Linked DNA regions of Homo sapiens: region 2 is linked to region 1. A link is an interaction called in ENCODE POLR2A ChIA-PET data of the cell type or tissue named here. Cell type or tissue: OCI-LY7. All regions are shown on one strand. Each heading gives the region's core, and the rest is flanking DNA. Links, peaks and the distances in the headings are about the cores only.

What was found. Peaks named below come from ENCODE experiments on the same cell type or tissue, not always from the same donor. Only the 100,000 strongest peaks of a DNase experiment are listed, where the experiment ranks them.
Region 2: POLR2A ChIA-PET joins it to region 1 with 7 read pairs; 2 of 35 experiments call an interaction of 5 or more read pairs at or near these places.

Annotation. Positions count from the first base shown.
Region 1 is chr15:91,871,474-91,874,394 of GRCh38, reverse strand. The region is part of intron 1 of SLCO3A1 (solute carrier organic anion transporter family member 3A1); the gene reads right to left. Among named protein-coding and RNA genes, the nearest start is that of SLCO3A1, 19 kb to the right of the region's middle. In OCI-LY7, for the core only: no CTCF peak of the experiment used is centred there; no DNase peak of the experiment used is centred there.
Region 2 is chr15:92,848,047-92,850,967 of GRCh38, reverse strand. No RefSeq gene overlaps it. Among named protein-coding and RNA genes, the nearest start is that of CHASERR, 33 kb to the left of the region's middle. RefSeq lists an enhancer at 1,307-1,396. In OCI-LY7, for the core only: no CTCF peak of the experiment used is centred there; DNase peaks (open chromatin) are centred at 685 and 1,447; H3K27ac peaks cover 1,509 bases.

The DNA.
Region 1 (2,921 bases), core at 157-2,656:
GTATGGAGTTTCCCTCTGGGAAGAAGAGTTCCAGAGGTAGATGGTGGTGATAGTTGCACAACGTTGTGAATATACTTAATGTAGGAGTCCCCGCTTATCCAGAGTTTCACTTCCAAGTTTTCAGTTACCTGAGGTCAACTACAGTCAGAAAATAGTGAGCAACAGTAAGATGTATTGAGAGAGACCACATTCACATAACTTTTATTACAGCATATTGTTATAATTATGTTGAATTATTATTGTTGTTAATCTTACTGTGCCTAATTTATAAATTAAACTTTATCATAGGTATATACATATAGGAAAAACCATATCATATATAGCATTTAGTACTATCCAAGGTTCCAGGCATCCATATCAGGGGTCTTGGAACATATCCCCCAAGAGCAAGGGGGACTACTACACCACTGAGTTCACTGTACACTTCAAAATGATTAAGATGGTAAATTTTATGTGTAATTTTCCACAATAAAGAAAAAAAACAAAGGAAATGACACAAAATCATAGAACAAATGAAATGTATGATCTTGAATTGGTTTGTGGCTGTTTATAAACAAATAAATAGTTCCAGAGAAAGCTAGGTATAGAGCTAGAAATGGCAATTGCGATAGAGATATTTTGGGAACATTTTGGAGAAATCTGATATGTAGGAAGTATTAATTGAAATTAGGGACTACTTAATTTTGTTAGGAGTGATAGTAGGGTTGCAGTTTTATAGGGAAATGACCATAGTTTATGAAGAGGTATACTGAAGTATTTAGGTGTGAAGTGTCATCATTTCTATAATTTACTTTAAAATGGTCCTGAAATAAAGTATGTATGTATGTATGTGTGTGTGTGTGTGTGTGTGTGTGTGTGTGTGTATGAATGTAGCTGTATATATGAAGCAAATGTGTCAAATCTTAACAACTAGTCAGTCCTAGGTGGTGAGTACATGGGTGTCCACTGTACTATAATTTCTACTTTTTTGTTTCGTCATAATAGAATTAAAAACAAAAGTGGGGCAAAATTGCCCCACAGATGTCCCAGGGTTGCTGTCAGTCTGAAATGACATAATCCCACAACACTGAAACTGGCTGAACACTCCACACATGTAAGATGGCATGGTACTCACTTTTGTTTTCGAGGAGAAAACTGACACCCACAGTAAATAGATGGCTCTCCCATCAGCATCTTTTGGCAAACATCAACATGTTACTCAGCGCTGTGGAATACTTTTTGAATAAGGTAAATGTAATTTTGCACTAAAATTTTGAAAAATGATCGCTTGTTGAACAAGTAAACACTAATTAGAGTGTCTGTTCACACTGACACAGAACACTCTGTAATTTTGTGGGAATTGTTATGGCAGAAATATTACATAATGGCCCATGTGTTTGAGTGGCTGGCTGTTCAAATCAGGAACGCAGGTGAGTGCTGAGCACGCAGGTAGCTGCATGCCAGGAGCAGGGGCCCTGTGACCAGCCCTGGAATGTATAACAGGTCTTTTTCAGAGCACTCTTGTCACTTACAGACGCCACCATGCCCTAAAGGGGAGGAAGGGAACAGAGAACAGATTCTCTGGCCCTGGTGAAGTTATTCTCTGGTCCCAGTAAAGTCATGTTCAATGTTCATTACCTTTTCCCTCAGTTTAAAAGAGAGAGTGAGAACAGTGTTCTCTCACAGGTGGTAACATGTTAAAATAATATCAACACACTCAAGACACTGAAGCATTCAGCTGCGAATTTTTTCAAGGCGTGGTGTGATCAAAGAGAAGGGAATTTAGAGCTGGAACCAAGAGACTCAAGATCAAACACTAGCTGTGCCAACTTGGGCTTGGGCACGTTCTTTCTTTCTTCTTTTTTCTTTTCTTTTTTTTTTTGAGACGGAGTCTCATTTTGTTGCCCTGGCTGGAGTGCGGTGGCATGGTCTCGGCTCACTGCAACCTATCCGCCTCCCGGGTTCAAGTGATTCTCCTACCTCAGCCCGCCGAGTAGCTGGGATTACAGGCAACTGCCACCATGCCCGGCTATTTTTTTGTATTTTTAGTAGAGAAGGGGTTTCACCACGTTGGCCAGGCTGGTCTCGAACTCCTGACCTCGTGATCTGCCCGCACTGGCTTCCCAAAGTGCTGGGATTACAGGCGTGAGCCACCGTGCCCATCCAGCACATTCTTTAACTTCTAGAAGTGAGCCCTATTTCCTTATACGGAAAAGAGAAATAATGACATCTACTGCATGGGATTTGTGTGAGAGTTCGATCAGACTGCTTGTGTCCTCCCGGGCACACACCACATCCTCGACGAAGGCAATTCCCCTTTCCACAGAGGATTTGACTCCCCACATCTTTTGTGACCAATCCCTTGAACTCATCATCCCATTTTGTAATTCTGAAAAGCAAAACAATGAAAAGAAATGAGCAACCAGAATTTGTATCAGCAAAACAAAACCATAAGCAACCTACCATACAGAAATAGGGAAATGGAATACAATGGAATATTACACAATCTTTTCAAATGTTGCTAGACATTTCCCAGTTAAAATGGTAGAATTAAACCTCTGTATAAAATCTCACTCTTCCTAAATTTGAATTAAAAAAAAATTAAACCTGAAATAAAACACTTATCAGCCAAAAAAAAAAAAAAAAAAAACCAAAAAAAAACAAAATGAGCACACCCCAGTGTCATAAAGTCAAAAGGTGCCTGGGAAATAAAATAAAGGAAAAAGAATCCAGTGTGGCAAGGCTCAGAGCCCTGAGTCAAACACCCTCAGGAAGACAAAACAGTGAATAAATAAACATTCTGAGAGTTTTCATCAATATCACCACATCTAGAAAAAAACACCTGAGTAGTTATCCCTATATTCTCTTCTTCTGACTAGGGAAGAGAGAAAACATCTGCTGGGGAGAAAAGGATGAGATGATGCATAAACCGTGGTGTTGAT
Region 2 (2,921 bases), core at 173-2,672, 980 kb before region 1:
GCATGGTGGCGCACGCCTGTAGTCCCAGCTACTGGGAAGGCTGAGGCGGGAGAATCGCTTGAACCCGGGAGGCAGAGTTTGCGGTAAGCCAAGATCACACCACTGCACTCCAGCCTGGATGACAGAGCCAGACTCCATCTCAAAAAAAAAAAAAAAAAAAAAAAAATGCATCTTCAAACCATCTCATTAAGGAACCTGTTGTTTCTTTACATGATAACTACATAAAAACTTCTGTTTATTCATTAGCAAAGCGAAAAAAAAATTATTACTTAAAAATCAGAAGTTGAATCAATTTCCAAAACCTTTTCCTTAGTTTGAAAAAAAAAGCTAATATACGCTTCTGAGAGGTGAAGCCAGCTGGACTTCCTGGGTGGAGGAAGGACTTGGAGAACTTTTCTATGTAGCTAGAGGATTGTAAACACACCAATCAGCACTCTGTGTCTAGCTAAAGATTTGTAAATGCACCAATCAGCACTCTGTAAAAATGCACCAATCAGCACTCTGTAAAATGGACCAATCAGCTCTCTGTAAAATGGACCAATCAGCAGGATGTGGGCAGGGCCAAATAAGGGAATAAAAGCTGGCCACACGGGCCAACAGCGGCATCGGCCTGGATGCCTGTGCAGGCTGTGGAAGGTTGGTTTTTTCCTTCTTCACAGTAAATCTTAACACTGTTCAGTGTTTGGGTCTGCACTACCTTTATGAGCTGTGATACTCACTGTGGAGGTCTGCAGCTTCACTCCTGAAGTTAGCCAGACCATGAACCCACCGGGAGGAACTAACAACTCCAGACGTGCCACCTCTAAGAGCCTTAACACTTATTGGGAAGGTCTGCGGCTTCACTCCTAAAGTCAGGAAGACCATGAACTCACCAGAAGGAAGAAATTCTGGACACATCTGAAGGAACAAATTCCGGACACACCATTTTTTTTTTTTTTTTTGAGGCGGAGTCTCACTCTGTCACCCAGGCTGTGGTGCAGTGGCGTGATCTCAGATCACTGCAACCTCTGCCTCTGGGACTCAAGCAATTCTCCTGCTTCAGCCTCCTGAGTAGCTGGAATTACAGGCATGTACCACCATGCCCGGCTAATTTTTTTGTATTTTTAGTAGAGACAGGGTTTCACCATATTGGCCAGGCTGGTCTCGAACTTCTGACCTTGTGATCACCCACCTCGACCTCCCAAAGTGCTGGGATTACAGGCATGAGCCACCGCGCCCGGCCGTGGACACACCATCTTTAAGTACTGTAACACCGCGAGGGTCCACGGCTTCATTCTTGAAGTAAGCAAGAACCCACTGGAAGGAACAAATTCCGGACACGCTTTCATGTCATATTAGTTTCCTAGGGTAATTGTAACAGTGTACCACAGGCAGTGGTTTAACAAGGGAAATGTATTGTCTTGAAGTTCTGAAGATCAGAAGTCTGTGACTAAGGTGTAGGCAGGGTTGGTTCCTTCTGAGGCTGTGAGGAAGAGTCGTTTGCATGCCTCTTCCCCTAGCTTCTGGTGGTTTTTTTTTTTTTTTTTTTGAGACAGTCTCACTCTGTCACCCAGACTGGAGTGCAGTGGTGCGATCTCAGCTCACTGCAACCTGTACCTCCCCGGTTCAAGCTAGTCTCCTGCCTCAGCCTCCGGAGTAGCTGGGATTACAGGCTCCCACCACCACGCCGGGCTGATTTTTGTATTTTTAGTAGGGATGGGTTATCACCATGTTGGCCAGCCTGGTCTCGAACTTCTGAGCTCAGGTGATCTGCCTGCCTTGGCCTCCCAAAGTGCTGGGATTACAGGCCCGAGCAACTGTGCCTGGCTGCCTCTGGTGGTTTGCTATCTTTGGTGTTCCTTGATTTGTAGAAGCGTCACCCCTATCTCCGCCTTCCTCTTTACAAAGCATTATCTCTGTGAGCAGTGTTTATGTCTGAATTTCCACTTTTGATAAGGACCCCAGTTATGTCGGAGTAGGTGCCCACCCTACTCCAGTATGACCTCATCTTAACTAACCACATTTGCAGTTTCCAAATATTTCCAAAGAAGGTCACATTCTGAGGTCACTGGGAGTTTGGATTTCAACATACGAATTTCAGGGGGAGGGTGGCAGGGATACGGTTTAACCCAAAACATCTGTGAATACATTTTTCTTAGCAGATAACTGTAATGCATTGTCCAAATGAAAGACCTACACTCTGTGGACCTCAGATGACGCGTTACGTAGGAAAGGTAATTGTGACTACTCTCATTCCCACAACAGTGGGTGTCTAGGAGCCCAAGAACTGACCTGTCTTATTGAATAGGCTGAGAGGAAAGCACGTCCAACTTTACTTCTGCCCAGAAAAGTACCTGGAAGCAGGAGTGTCCCCTCCCGCTACCACCAATGCCAGTGGAGTAGAGTGCTTTGTTTCACTCAACTGTCACACTTCCGTGTAAGCTGCACTTTATTACCAGCATGGCAGTGGTTACCCAAGTGGTTCCATCCCCATTGCTCTGATCACATGGCTTCCACCGCCCACCCTCCCAGTACCTGGGCAGTTGTCATTGCAGGTTCTCATATCTAGCTTGATGGTATTCTTCCTCTGCTTCAGTGGCATCCTGGCCCATGAATGCCTCCAGCCCTCCTTTTCCAAGGTCCTGCCTTGTTCTCCGAAGATTAAAAAAAGGGGCAAAAATGATGTTTTAGCTCAGGCCTCCATAATGCCTCCAGACAATGGGTGCTTTTAAGTACGTATTCAGCAGTTCCTCTTATCTTAGATCCTATTAGATCTGAAATGCTCCCATAAACATAGTGTCAAAGCTCTACAAAATGCATTTCTAATTCCTAGAATGAAATTAACTGAAATCCAACTTTTGGAGCAGCGCGTTCCTGTAGCCAATGAACTAGCCACAGAAATGTTCCAGCAGTGACTGCCCACGAATGTTGTCAGCATCTTA